Linked DNA regions of Homo sapiens: regions 1 and 3 are each linked to region 2. Evidence: chromatin contacts called from ENCODE Hi-C or POLR2A ChIA-PET data. All regions are on one chromosome and are shown on one strand. Each heading gives the region's core, a stretch centred on a gene start or an enhancer-like site at or near the end of the contact. The rest is flanking DNA. Distances are from core to core; before and after follow the strand shown. Region 1 holds the start of CCDC110 (coiled-coil domain containing 110). Region 2 holds the start of FRG1 (FSHD region gene 1). Region 3 overlaps FAM149A (family with sequence similarity 149 member A).

Region 1 (4,345 bases), core at 160-2,659, 4.5 Mb after region 2:
TTTTTTTTTTTTTTGAGACAGAGTGTCGCTCTGTGGCCCAGGCTGGAGTGCAGTTGCACTATGTCGACTCACTGCAGCCTCTGCCTCCTGGGTTCAAGTGATTCTCCTGCCTCAGCCTCCCGAGTAGCTGGGATTACGAATGTACTCCACCATACCTGGCTAATTTTGGTATTTTTAGTAGAGACAAGGTTTCACCATGTTGGTCAGGCTGGTCTCGGACTCCTGACCTCAGGTGATCCACCCGCCTCGGCCTCCCAAAGTGCTGGGATTACAGGTGTGAGCCATCATGCCGGACCTAGAGCCCATTTCTTTTCTTTTTTTTTTTTTTGTTTGTTTTTTTTTGTTTTTTTGAGACGGAGTCTGGCTCTGTTGCCCAGGCTGGAGCACAGTGGCGCCATCTCGGCTCACTGCAACCTCCGCCTCCTGGGTTCAAGCGATTCTCCTGCCTCAGCCTCCTGAGTAGCTGAGATTACAGGCGCGTGCACTAGAGCCCATTTCTATAAGAAACAAATTAGAGGAAGTAAGCACTGAAACTATCATAAGAAGTTTCATTTCAATGAAAGCAAGCCATCATGTATTACTTATTATATATTATATGTTATTATATAGCAAATTATGATATCCTGGTGATTGTGATTTTGAATTTTAATTTTCTATGTGTGATGGTTTACTACAAAATAAATAATATATACTCGTTTAAAACTTTAAAGAGCACCATTTTCTGATGGGCAGGAGGATTAGCTGGGGGCACGCACCCAGTCCTTGGTTAAAGGAGGTCAGGTTTCCCGTGAACGCAACATCAATCCTGCACGTGATACACCAGGTGCGTAAAAATTAACATGCTTAGACAAAGGAAGCCCACCGTCGCTTCCCACAGCTTTCATGAGCATATTTTAATACATGTTTAGGTTAATTCATTATTGAAAAATAGGAGTCTTCTTTTCATTGCAGCAAACAAAAGTCCTTTCACAATATTGGTCATGGGCCGTTCAAATCCCCAAATGCTGAAACTCCTCTGAGGGATGCGCTGAAATGAGAGGACTAAGAATTAAAAAAAAAAAACAACAGCGATGAAGTGGAGATGTGGAAAGGCAAAGGGAAAGCTCTCAGGCGTGTGTCCGTCCCCGGGCGGTCCCTTTCTCCGCACCGCTTTGGTCCGGCGGGTACCGCAGCGAGTCCGAGTGTGAGCAAGCCCGTCCCGGACAGCCGCGCGCGTGTGCGGGGAGGCGCCCAGGTGGGCTGTCCCAGGCCAGGTTCCCAGGGAAGCTCTCGGGGAAGCGTCCGGAGTGAGGAGGGACCCACCGGGACCCCACCAGGGACCCCAGCCGAGCGCGCGCCGCCGAGGGTGGGGGTGGGGCCGGCGCCCCGGCCACCCGGTTACCTGGCGACAGGATGCCCTGCGCGGGGCGGCGGAGCGGGTGCGTGCGGCGGCGGTTGCGAGAGAGATGAGCCGCGGCGATGAGCCCGGGTAAGAGTTGGACGGGGCGGGGCTCCTAGGGGAGCCGCGGGAACGGAGGGCAGCAGAAGGGCATTCAGCAGGCGGCTCCCCGCTCGAAAACCCGGGACATCCCGGGTCCGCCCTTCTGCACTCGCCGCACATCTCCCGCTCGGCCCTAGGGCTGAGCACCCGCTGCGGCCCCCTGCGTCCGCTGTGGCTTACAGGCTGGCTACGTGGTCTGCCGCCGCCGCCCGCCCAGCGCGCCCTCGGGTGGCCGCTTGCGGAAAGCGCCGCGCCCCGCCCCAGGCCCGGCCTGATGCCGTCCCTCCGCCCCATCCCTCCGCCCCGCCCCAGCCTTCAGCCTTGACCCCGCCCCATTCCTCTGCCCCCACAGGTCCCGCCCAGTCTCTCCGCCCCATCCCATCCCTGCGCCCCGCCCCAGCCTTCAAACCCGCCCCCTCCTAATTCCCTCCGCCCCGCCCTCCCCGCCCTCCCCGCCCCCCCGCCCCAGCCTTCAGCCCCGCCCCCTCCTAATTCCCTCCGCCCCGCCCCAGCCGTTAGCCCTGCCCCGCCCCATCCCTCTGCCCCGCCCCCACCTTCAGCCCCGCCACGCCACGACCCGCGACAGAACAGCCCCGGACGGTTCTGTTACAGAAAAGCAGCACCGGGAAGAGGATGAAGTTGACTCCGTTCTCCTTTCAGCGTCCAAGATCCTAAATTCTTCGGAGGGGGTGAAGGAAAGTGGCTGCAGTGACACAGGTAAAATCGCCAGACCGTAAAAGGCTCCTTTAACTATACACAGGCGGCAGCATCTGGCCTGTGCCACCTGCTCACCTGGCGTGCTTCCCACGGCCGTGATGACACGGACAGCAGCCACCACGGCACTCGCGCTTTGTGCCAGTGCTGTTCTAAGCACGTAATGGATCAACTGTTTAATTCTCACAACACTTTTACGAGGTGGGTGCTACCACGATCCCCATTTTGCAGATAAGGAAACGGGCACAGAGAGGTTAACTCCCTAAGGTCACACAGGCAGCGAGGAATGGAGCGGGCATTCAGCAGGGCGGCTCCGGACTGCCTGTCTTCACCACCACGCTACGCTCCGTTGCTTCTCTGAATGCTAAGTAAGAATTGTTGAGTTTTTTGGACACACACTAAAACGATATGCAGTCAGCCCTCGGTATCTGGGAGTTCCGCATCCTTGGATTCAACCAACCACAGATGGAAAATATTCAGGGGGGAAAATTTTTAAAAATAACAGTACCACAATTTTTAAATGCAAATTTTGAACAGTATAACAGCCATTTACATAGCATTTACATTGTATAAGGTATTACAAGTAATCGAGAGATGATTTAAAGTATACAGCAGGATACACATAGAAGCTATGCAAATACTACCCCATTTTGTATTAGGGACTTGGGCATCTGCAGATTTTGCTATCCGCAGAGGCTCTGGAACCAATCCCCTGTGGATATCCAGGGAGGGGTGTATACCTTTTCTAAAGAAAACTACTTTTTATAGTAAATATTTACGGACTACAGGATATTATATGGGGAGGATGTTTGAAATAGCCACATAGCTAAAGCTTTCAAGCACCACATAAATTATGAATAAGATGGGGGTACCCAGCTAGGGGAATCTGAGGACATTGAAGGTGGAGTCCCAGGCGACTGACTACACGCCTCTCAGAGGAGCCTGCTGTGAGGGGACATGCCGGGGAAGGAGCAGAGCACGGGGCAGGAGAAGGGTCTAGACTGATGTGCCATGCCCGGACCCCCAGTTGCCCCTCTGTAGGATATGGGCAATCCTGATGCCAAAGTGCTGAACCACAAGAGGACTGAGGTTGGGACAGGATTTCTGCACCTCCACCATGCAAGATCTTCACAAAAAGCCTTGTCAGGGCCCGGAAAGAAGAGACTAGAGCAGCCACACCTCAGTAGACAGAAGACACCCGGGTGCCCAGGCACTACCAGGATGAGCAACACCCCAGTGGAGGCCAGCAGGACAGGCACTGGCCAGTCCCCTCTCCGCCCTCCTGCCTCCACCCTTGAGATATGCAGGTTTCCCTGGGCAACCAGGAGGGGCAAAGGGGCCCCCTGAACGAAGGAGAAAGAGTCCTCACAGAGAGTTGAGACATTGAGGTAGCTCCGTATTTACCTCAAAGAGAGCATGTAAGGTCAGAAGAAATAGAAGTACCTTAATTTGGCAAGATCACATGTTTTTTGACATGAATGAGGCTTAGGGTTCTGGAGAAAGATGCCAACATTTATAGAAAATAGTTACATGCAAAATAGCACATGTACATGTTTAAGAGTTACAGTCTTTCTTGCCAGAACACAGTGTTTACAGGTCTGGGGTTGACACAGGACAGGTTCTTAATAAACACCAGTTATCTTGAGTCAGGGGCCACCCAGGAATTTCCTGCCTGCAACTATAGGCAAAACTAGGAGGTATGGCTGGCGCCCTTCTCTCTACTCTCCTACTGATGCTTTCATTGTCACCAAGTGATCCATTCCCCGTGTACTGAGAAAATAATGACCTGATTTGCATAACTACTGCCAGGTTACAAAGAGTTATAGAATGTTCCCAAGGTGTCTCTGATTTCAGAACTAGTGGTTAACCTAATTAACCCTTATTGGAATGGGTTTGTGAGAGACTTTTGAATTTGAGGGTGTCCAGGGTGTTGTTCCCAGCACCCTGTTGTACCCGAGCTTTCATTCATTCATTCGTTTGTGGAGCATATTCTTTTGAGCACCTGCTAAGTTTCAAGTGCTGTTCTAGGTGCTGGGGATCCAACAGTGAACAAGACTTGCAAGATTCCCTGCCCACATGGAGCTTACCTTCTAGTGAGGGAACAGACAGACAAAGGCTATTGTGTGTAAGCGGGGAATAAATTCTATGGAG
Region 2 (4,322 bases), core at 600-3,099:
GTATGTATACCCAAGGGAAATGAAAACATACACCCACAAAAATACTTACATAAGAATATTCACACTAGCATTAGTCACAATAGCCAAAAAGGGGAAACAACCCAAATGTTCATCAGTTGATGAATGGATGAACAAAATGATACATCCATACAATGGAATACTATGCAGCCATAAAAAGGAACAGGCGCTACAACAATGATGAACCTCAATAATGTTATAAGTGAAAGGAGCCAGATACAAAAGGCCACATGTTGCATGATTTCTTAGGAAATATTCAGAATAGGCGATTTCACATAGAGAGCGGATTAGTGGTTGCCAAGGACTAGGAGAGGGGGAGGATGGGATGTGACTGCTTTAATGGGTAGGGGGAGATTTCCTTCTGAGATGATGAAAATGCTGAGCAACTAGACAGTGGTGAACCTCTTGAATATATACTAAAAACCCCTGACTGTACAAAAGGGTGAATTTTATAATTATGAATTATATCTCAATAAAAAAATAAAAAACCAAGAGTGATTTGAAAAAAAGTTAATGTGCAAAGTGCCTACAACAATTTCTTGGCACATTGACAGTGCTATATGAGCATTAATTATGATTATTACGATGATCTTAAGACACCCGTGTCTGCATTTTCATTATAAAGTTTTCAGAAGATAACTCTCCTCTCCTCCCAGGAAATTCACAGAGTAAAAATCTCACATTCATTCAGGATAAACCTGCCATTTATTCTGGCATCTTCATGAGGCCAGACTCCTCGAGAGGGTTCTCAAGGCCAGTGGCTTCAACTCACTCCTTGATACTTTCTATCTCGCCTAAAAATATCAAAACCTCTGTTTATCACGGAGACCAGGAGGAAATACTCGACATTTGTATGTACCTCGGGCAAATCTGCCAGTTAAAAAAGAAGCGGGGATATGAGTGCACAGGTATTTTTTCCTAAAAAGCTAATAAATTACCATTACGACCTCCTCCTCACATTTGGCTCAATTTATTTTCTGCATATATGTTCTCTCATTTAATCCTCACAGTCTTCTAAAAGTATAAAAAACGTCTGAAAGTATAAATGTGTAAACGGAGGTTCAGATATTTGATCTCTTAATGAGTAAATGGAAGTTCAGACATATTAACCAATTTGCCACAAATTACAAAACTAGTAAATGACAAGAGTGCAGGTTCGAGCCCATATCCCTAAAGCCCATATACACCTCAACCACTGTGTGATTCATCCTGGTTTCACTGTACATATTAGATTAGAAAAAATTAATAAGTTTTCTAGAAAGAAAAGAGACAATGGAGAAAATAATAATCCCTAATAAAGGAAATTATCATGAACTACGAGATCAGACTAATGCAGACCCCCCAGGCAGAGGCCTGGAGAGATGCCTCAGGGGACCCAAACTCGTGGGTACGGGGTCACGGGTCACCTGCCCGTCTATCCTGTTTCCAGGGTCGTCCGCGCGGGAGGCTGCCCCTCTCTGCACAGACGCCGGGAACCGCGGCCCGGCCTCCGTCCAGCCCGGACAGGGGCCAGGGCGAAGCCTGGGAGGCCACAAAGCCGGCTCTCCGCGCCACGGCTTCCACCGGAGTTGCGGGGGTGGAGTGCGTCCGAAAAGAACGGAGGAGGCTCCCGCCCAAGCTGCAGGACCCACCTCTTCGTCTTGGTTCCCTTGAGCACGAGCTTGGTAGACTTCACGTAGGAGTACTCGGCCATGGCTCCGGGAAACTTCTGCGCGGAGAGGCTGAGGCCGGTTCTGGACGAGTATGTGAGTCGGGGCAGCACAGGGGCGCGGAGAAACAGAAGCGGACGCGAAATAAACACTCCCTGACAGCCTACGTCTCTGTAGAACCCGCCTCCGTCTTCACCCAAACGCTGAATGGCTCAGAGTTCCACTTCCGGGTTTCTGCCGGGGAGCTACGGCGGCCGCAGAGGGCCAAAAGGCATCCGCGCGCAGCTGCTCCCTGGCGCCCTCTCAAGGAGCCCCTGAGGATTCGCGCCTCCCGGAAGGGAGAAAAGCCCGCCCGAGGCGCGGTGCTGACGGTGGCTGGGCTGCCGGGTGCGCTGTGGAACCGCCTCCTGCTAGAGCAGCGGGCTGGCGACGGTCCTCGCCGGGGCGGGAAGCGGCTCAGGCTGCCCTCGCTGGCCTGCGGCGGCGCGGCTGGAAGCGCGGGCCACTCGTGCGTGGGTCACTCAGGACTGCGCCTCGCGCGACTGTGTGTGCAGGAAACAAGCAGGAAATACCCTAAAAGAGAATGAAGCGCCATGTTGAGGGTCGCGGACGTCGCGAGTGCTGTGGGAATGTGGGCTGAGGTGGAGAGTTATGGTAGCCCGTGTTACAGGCTCAGGGGTCTGAAAGAAGCCTAATCGTGGAGGCGGCATCTGAGGAGGGTCTTGAAGGCTGGGCAGGCATTTGCCCGACAGAGATGGAGGAAGCTAGTCCTGTCTGATGGAGGAAACAGGGCGGAGGCGTGGAGGGAGCCGTGCAGCGCTGGTGTGAGGAGCAGCGAGCAGGCCAGGCCTGTAAAGCAGAGTGAGGGAACCAGGATAGAGAAGGCAAGTCGGGGTCCTGTGGTCGCTGAAGAATTTGAATGAAATCAGTAAACAGGTGAGAGGGATCCATCGCAAGAGCATGGGATGAAAGGAGGAGTAGTCCACGGTGATTCCTCTGCAGCGGTGGGTGTTATTAATCGCGTATGTGACACCAAAACCACCCCACTCAAGCTGTGGCTCTTTCCCTAAAGTAGAAAACCGAGACCAGTTGGGTTCCAAGCATCCACGAAGATCTTATTAAATTCGTGATCCCTGGTGGCACCATGGAGTCAGGATTGGCTCATCTCAAACCTGACTCAGAAACAAAACCGTCACAATGTGCAGAGATGAGCGTCCTTACCGCTATCAACGTATTTTCTGGTGTTTTCACAGTGCTGCGCTTCCTAATCCCCATTCCATGGCAATCCACATGCCATGATGCCCGGAGTCATTAACAAAGGAGACACACAGGGGCTCCTCACGTTGGCTTTCCAGGGTTTTGATGAAAATCTGTTTCCTCGTCTCATACAATGTGGTTAGTAATAGTATCATTTAGGGTTGAAGAATTAAATGGTACGAGTTATATAGGGTGCTTATTATAACCTACATGGAAAATGCCTAGGATATGTTAGCTATGCTCATCACCAACATCGTTATATGATGGTAATAATCAGATAGTCAGGAAGCCTGACACCAAGAAAATGGATACATGCTCTGAAGGAATGAATGTGGAGAGATCAGAAGGTCAAGAACAAAGTCGTACAATATGTCTACAGTAAAGGGATAGAGAAAAGAAAGGCTATAAAAGAAGGAATGAAACAGAGTTAAATTATAGAAATCAAAGCTAAGGAGAATTTCCAGAAAGGGTAGTATCATTTAATATCATAGAAGTTTAGGAGCCCAAGATGGAAAAAAGGCCTCTGGGTAACTGACATTGAGGCAGTCTTTGGGGAAGCTCCATTTCCGATAGAGAAGTAGACTGAAAGTCAGCTTGAAGCAGGGACTAGGTGAAGAAGCTGTTGGCTGGTCGCATGGGGAAATAAATAAGGGATGGCATATGCCGTATTTCTGGATTTCTTTCTTTCTTGCCCAGCCTCTATATATGCACAGAGTTTGGCGAAAACTTACAAAAAATAAAAATGAAACCAATTTCGTTTGTAGACCCAAATACAATGCTTTCTGTTAGAATCAAGATAAATTCATGCCTCTCCCTTCTATTCAAACCGTCAGTTTTGAAATTAAACATCAGCTTTTCTTCTTCATTAAAATCATTTTCAGCTCTTCCCATTGATGGTTTGGGGGAGTTGCATAAGCAGTCAGGTCTTGATGAGTAGAGGAGGAGGGAACAAACACTTTCAGCAAAGGCAGAATTCTGAAATTCTGCTCATATTTTTTTCCAGTAACTTTCCTATGTTTGTGAGGTTATTCAGTCATAAAGATCCTAGTGAAATGTTTTTCAAGCTTTACTAATCATAATCACTGTGGACATTTGTTTAAAATGTGTATTCCCAGGCCTCTCACCTGGTGATTCTGATTCAGGAGATCATGGATGGGACTCAGCATACATGTGTTTGACAAGTATCACAAGTGGTTCTTATGGTCAGGCAAATTTGGGAAACTAACCAGGAATTTATGTTTTTATGACTGGCAGCTAGAAAAGATTCCTAGAGTCTTTGCTTTTTGAAAATAAAATATTTCTTTTTTAAAAGGAAAATTGTATGACTAGATACAGCATTTATACATGTGATAAATGTACTATACTGTGTGCTTTTGTCATATTTACAGTTAAAGATGT
Region 3 (4,430 bases), core at 1,458-3,957, 3.8 Mb after region 2:
CCCCCAGTACGTTGGCTGAGTGACTGAAAGATAAGCTTGCCTTTGGCCGGGCGCGGTGGCTCATGCCTGTAATCCCAGCACTTTGGGAGGCTGAGGCGGGCGGATCACGAGTTCAGGAGATCAAGACCATCCTGGCTAACACGGTGAAACCCCGTCTCTACTAAAAATAAAAAAAATTAGCCGGGCGTGGTGGCAGGTGCCTGTAGTCCCAGCTACTCGGGAGGCTGAGGCAGGAGGATGGCGTGAACCAAGGAGGCTGAGATTGCAGTGAGCTGAGATCGCGCCACTGCACTCCAGCCTGGGCGACAGAGCAAGACTCCATCTCAAAAAAAAAAAAAAAAAAAAAAAGCAAAAAGAAAAGAAAAGCTTGCCTTCATACCCAATCCATATTCTCCATCTTTGATATGAAAAGTAACACATGCTCCTCCCTACATAAGGAATGGGTGAGATGGGAAGACCCATCTATCCAGCCGTTCAGCAAATCATCTCTGCCCACCCTCGCTGTGTTCTGTGATGAAGACAGACATGTGCTGCTCACACACAGTGAATGTGAAGGTAAGAGGTGGCCTCCACCATTCTTGCATTCGTATATGTGTCATGCCCTTCTCAGGATGGCCTGAATTTGCTTCTCACAAATTAAAAGGCGCTTGAGTACTGGAATGTCTCAGTATTTCCTCAGACGCCGTAAGAGGAAAGTGATCTCTCAGTGAAGGACTGCGCTCTGCATCCATATTCTGACTGGGCAGGCACTTTCACACCAAATGTACTGAATGTATCGAGGCAGGTCAGGGGTGGGTGCTTGGAAAACCCACCCCAGAGAACTTCCACCACCAAGGTCCCACCTCAAATGGAGGGATCTTCTTGTCCACTCCCCGCATTCGGCCAGCAGACTCTGGGTCTGAGGGTTCACTTTCCCTTCAAATAACATTTCCTCCACCTCCCAGAGTAACCGCTGCACTGACTGTGAACTGGCTTCGTCAAATTCCTAAACAGAAATGCACACTTGGTTACAACACTGCAAGTTACAGAACTGCGGGCTTCTGGATCAACGCTACTTATACATTTACTGTCACCCACTATGTAGGAGGGTGCATCACTTGGTAAAAAGATGGTGGCTTTGCAGTCAGACACACCTGTGCTCTAGCTGTTACCTTTCTGAGAAATGCCATCTCATTCTGAGCCTCGGATTCTTTTACTGTTAAATAGAGAAAACTTCTGCCACGGAAGTTATGAGACTCAAGAATTTGCATAGATAGAGGTATAGATGGACGTGTTCATACTGCCACAGACATCAGCGTAGACACACAGACACGTCCACATCTGTATGTCTGCAAACACAGGCAGCTCCTCACAGAGCTGTGCCTGACACACCTAAGCACACCTGCAAAATACAAGATTTTTTTTTCTTCTGGTGATACCACAGAAAAGAAAATTACTTTTGTAGAAAAGGCCATTAATCTCCTTAAATCAATGAACTGGAAAAAAAAATCCTTAGTTATCCTAAGAAGTGTGGTTATTAGGGTGAGGCCTGAGTATTAATGGAAGTTATACGAATTTCCCTGGTAATTCCATTAAACGTTGTACTAAAAGAATCCTAGAATTTGGACAGAGTAAAGCAGTGGTGCTCAGCCTTCTACCAAGGAAGGCGGGCTTGAGGGATGGTGGTGAGTGGGCGTAAGGGAGAGGAAGGAGGCAGCTGCCCCTAAGTAAGGGAGCTGCGTGCGTGAAAGGTCCTCCTAGCAGTGCTGAGCTGAGTCCCTTTCAGACCCCCTCGGTGCACCTGCCCTGCCGGCTCCCCTGAGAATCACAGCTGCACAGCTGCGGACAGAAGCGGATTCCCATGTGCAGTGGGAGTGGGGAACCACTTTTAAAGAAAGCAAAGAGGCTGGGCGCAGTGGCTCATGCCATGGGAGGCCCAGGCAGGCGGATCACAACGTCAGGAGTTCGAAACCAGCCTGGCCAACATGGTGAAACACCGTCTCTACTAAAAATACAAAAATTAACTGGGCATGGCGGTGCACACTTGTAATCCCAGCTACTCGGGAGGCTGAGACAGGAGTATTGCTTGAACCTGGTAGGCGGAGGTTGCAGTGAGCCGACATGGCACCACTGCACCTCAGCTTGAGTGACAGAGCAAGACTCTGTCTTAAAAAAAAAAAAGAGAGAAAAGGCCGGACGCGGTGGCTCACGCCTGTAATCCCAGCACTTTGGGAGGCCGAGACGGGCGGATCACGAGGTCAGGAGATCGAGACCATCCTGGCTAACACGGTGAAACCCCGTCTCTATTAAAAATACAAAAAATTAGCCGGGCGTGGTGGTGGGCGCCTGTGGTCCCAGCTACTCGGGAGGCTGAGGCAGGAGAATGGCGTGAACCCGGGAGGCGGAGCTTGCAGTGAGCCGAGATCGCGCCCCTGCACTCCAGCCTGGGCGACAGAGCGAGACTCCGTCTCAAAAAAAAAAAAAAAAAAAAAAAAGAGACAGAGAGAGAGAGAAAGCAAGCAAGCAAAAAACAACAACAACAACAACAAAACACCCAGCATAAACGAGGTAAAACAGAACACCCAAGGTGCTGCAGCCAGGTGGGCCTTAAAAAGGAGGGCTGTGTCCTGGGATCCACGGAGACCCTTGGAGGGAGGGGGAGGGAGGAGACTGGAGCCAGTGAGCTCCTGAGCAAGCTGGAGCAGTGGAGGCAGAGCTCGCCCAGCCAGAATCCCAGGCTCACACAGACAAAAGCAGTTCAGAGGCAACAGCGCCCCCAGCGGTAGGGGGTGAAGGTGAAATATCCGACTGGGAATACTGGCGGGGAGTTCTCTAATCACAGTGGCTGCCACAGCTTTTACTTTTCCAGCATTTCTTTCTTATTCAAGTCCTGAATTTCCGGCCATGGATACCATCCAAGAAGTCACAAGGAGCACACACCCGGAGAGCCGGCTGCAGGGTGGAAACAAGAAAACTGCGGGCAGCTAAGACGGGGCCAGAAGGTCACGAGGGAGTTCTGTTTTCCTCCACGGTTCGTGATCTATTATTTTCACATGTAACATGTACATGCTTTTACATGTATGTACATGTATGTATGCAATAGGTCATGCTTTTATAATTGGTAAAAATAATTTTGAATATAAGGAAGCAACTCTTCACTATAAACTGTAATTACAAGATTATCCAAAATATTCTGAGACATACGTCATCTCTCCAGGAATAAACGGAGCCCCTCTCCGTGGATGAGCCGGTGGTAGAGCTCTGTGTGGCCGACCCAGACCAAGAGGTGTGGGCTCCCGTGGGTGTATGGCTTCCGCTGGAGGAAAAGGATGACAAGGATTTGCTGCAGGAATGAACATGAGCAAAGAAATCACATTTGCTGGAAGGGCTTGGATGGCTAAGTGGCTTCACTTTTCTGAGCCTGCTTCCTCTTTCTTTCATTAAATATATTTATTAATTTCACAGTATACTAATTTTGAAATATTTTTACAGTGTGATGTTTACACTAGGTTAAAAATAAAACTGCATCTTACTTTTAGAAATTCATGGCCAGTCACTAACTTCCTTCCCACATTTGTTACGGGCATTTTGTGATTTTGTAATCTGAAGCAAGGTGAATTCTTACCAGGTATATTTATCAATGGCTTTCTGCACATTTCTTGTAAAATGCGTAGGTAAAGAATCTTTGCTCCTCACAGTAAAACCGTGCCTTCTACGTCCTTCTGACAGTCCTCTTCTGGAAATAAAATAAAACATGACGAGTCTCCCTAATGTAATAATATAGTTTTATTCATTAAGACTTTTAAAATTTCTCTTTTATACAAAGTTGCTCCTCTCGTTCTGCCACATCCCTCCAAACCCACCTGTGCATGAGCGCACACACACACACACACACACACACACACACACCCCATCCTGATGAAACTGAGACTTAGGATGTCATCATTTTTCTTTTTCTTAAAATCAAGGTTGCCATTAACCTATATGTACCTTTATGTGAACTGAAGACAACATCAACTTTTTGTGACTCAGCCAGAGAAGGAAAAGTTGCCCCAAACAGTTCACAGTATTTCAGGGATTTCAGGTCCCAGTTGTCCCTTGACCAGGGACAAGGGACTTACTTACAAAACCCAACCACTCCTCCAGTAAAAAAATCATTAATCCCATATTAATTAAGAAACATCAAATTCTTTAGACTCAGAAGCCACACAGACACCTAACTTGCTTTAATCTAGCATTGCTGTTTGTGGGTATACTGAGTTTTCAAGAGTTAGAAGATATTAAAATTTAATGAAGAACTAAAACAGAAGAAATATCTAGATGTTAAATAAACTATTAAGCCTAACTGGTGTAGCACAGTTCCTGTTAATCATTGAAATGTCCTTTCAATGAACCGCTTAAAACATTTACTTCCTCTAGTCAAAATATCTTCCTGATGTTTAATAATCAAC

What was found. A loop is a pair of places that touch in the nucleus more often than their neighbours do. ChIA-PET counts read pairs that join two places held with the same protein, here RNA polymerase II (POLR2A). Pooled maps may share reads with other maps.
Region 1: a map of CD4-positive, alpha-beta T cell shows a loop between it and region 2 (30-fold over the local background). The contact joins the promoter of CCDC110 here to the promoter of FRG1 in region 2. A Hi-C loop is called at or near these places in 1 of 168 maps with a recorded cell type or tissue (CD4-positive, alpha-beta T cell), 2 of 37 single-sample maps with no recorded cell type and 10 of 50 pooled maps.
Region 3: a loop to region 2 is called in a map with no recorded cell type, with 4 times the contacts of the local background. The contact joins the enhancer-like site here to the promoter of FRG1 in region 2. A Hi-C loop is called at or near these places in 1 of 37 single-sample maps with no recorded cell type and 5 of 50 pooled maps. POLR2A ChIA-PET finds 5 or more read pairs at or near these places in 1 of 52 experiments (PC-9).

Annotation. Positions count from the first base shown.
Region 1 is chr4:185,468,797-185,473,141 of GRCh38, reverse strand. It overlaps CCDC110 (coiled-coil domain containing 110), which reads left to right and starts at 1,409. Exons shown (of 7, transcript NM_152775.4): 1 at 1,409-1,468; 2 at 2,093-2,197. The coding sequence starts at 1,459. LOC105377590 (a long non-coding RNA gene) reads right to left here and starts at 1,711. Exons shown (of 2, transcript NR_133944.1): 1 at 1,382-1,711; 2 at 879-1,027. RefSeq lists a silencer at 1,195-1,824.
Region 2 is chr4:189,938,399-189,942,720 of GRCh38, reverse strand. It overlaps FRG1 (FSHD region gene 1), which reads right to left and starts at 1,849. Exons shown (of 9, transcript NM_004477.3): 1 at 1,650-1,849. The coding sequence starts at 1,711. It overlaps FRG1-DT (FRG1 divergent transcript), which reads left to right and starts at 1,988. Exons shown (of 4, transcript NR_149039.1): 1 at 1,988-3,062. RefSeq lists an enhancer at 1,044-1,543.
Region 3 is chr4:186,148,458-186,152,887 of GRCh38, reverse strand. It overlaps FAM149A (family with sequence similarity 149 member A), which reads right to left. Exons shown (of 14, transcript NM_001395294.1): 2 at 3,605-3,715; 3 at 3,184-3,322; 4 at 843-985. Among named protein-coding and RNA genes, the nearest start is that of FLJ38576, 41 kb to the left of the region's middle. RefSeq lists a silencer at 2,755-2,950 and an enhancer at 2,969-4,168. Within about 2 kb of position 2,707, at least 9 of the 41 ENCODE cell types and tissues checked have a DNase peak (open chromatin) inside an H3K27ac peak, as active enhancers do.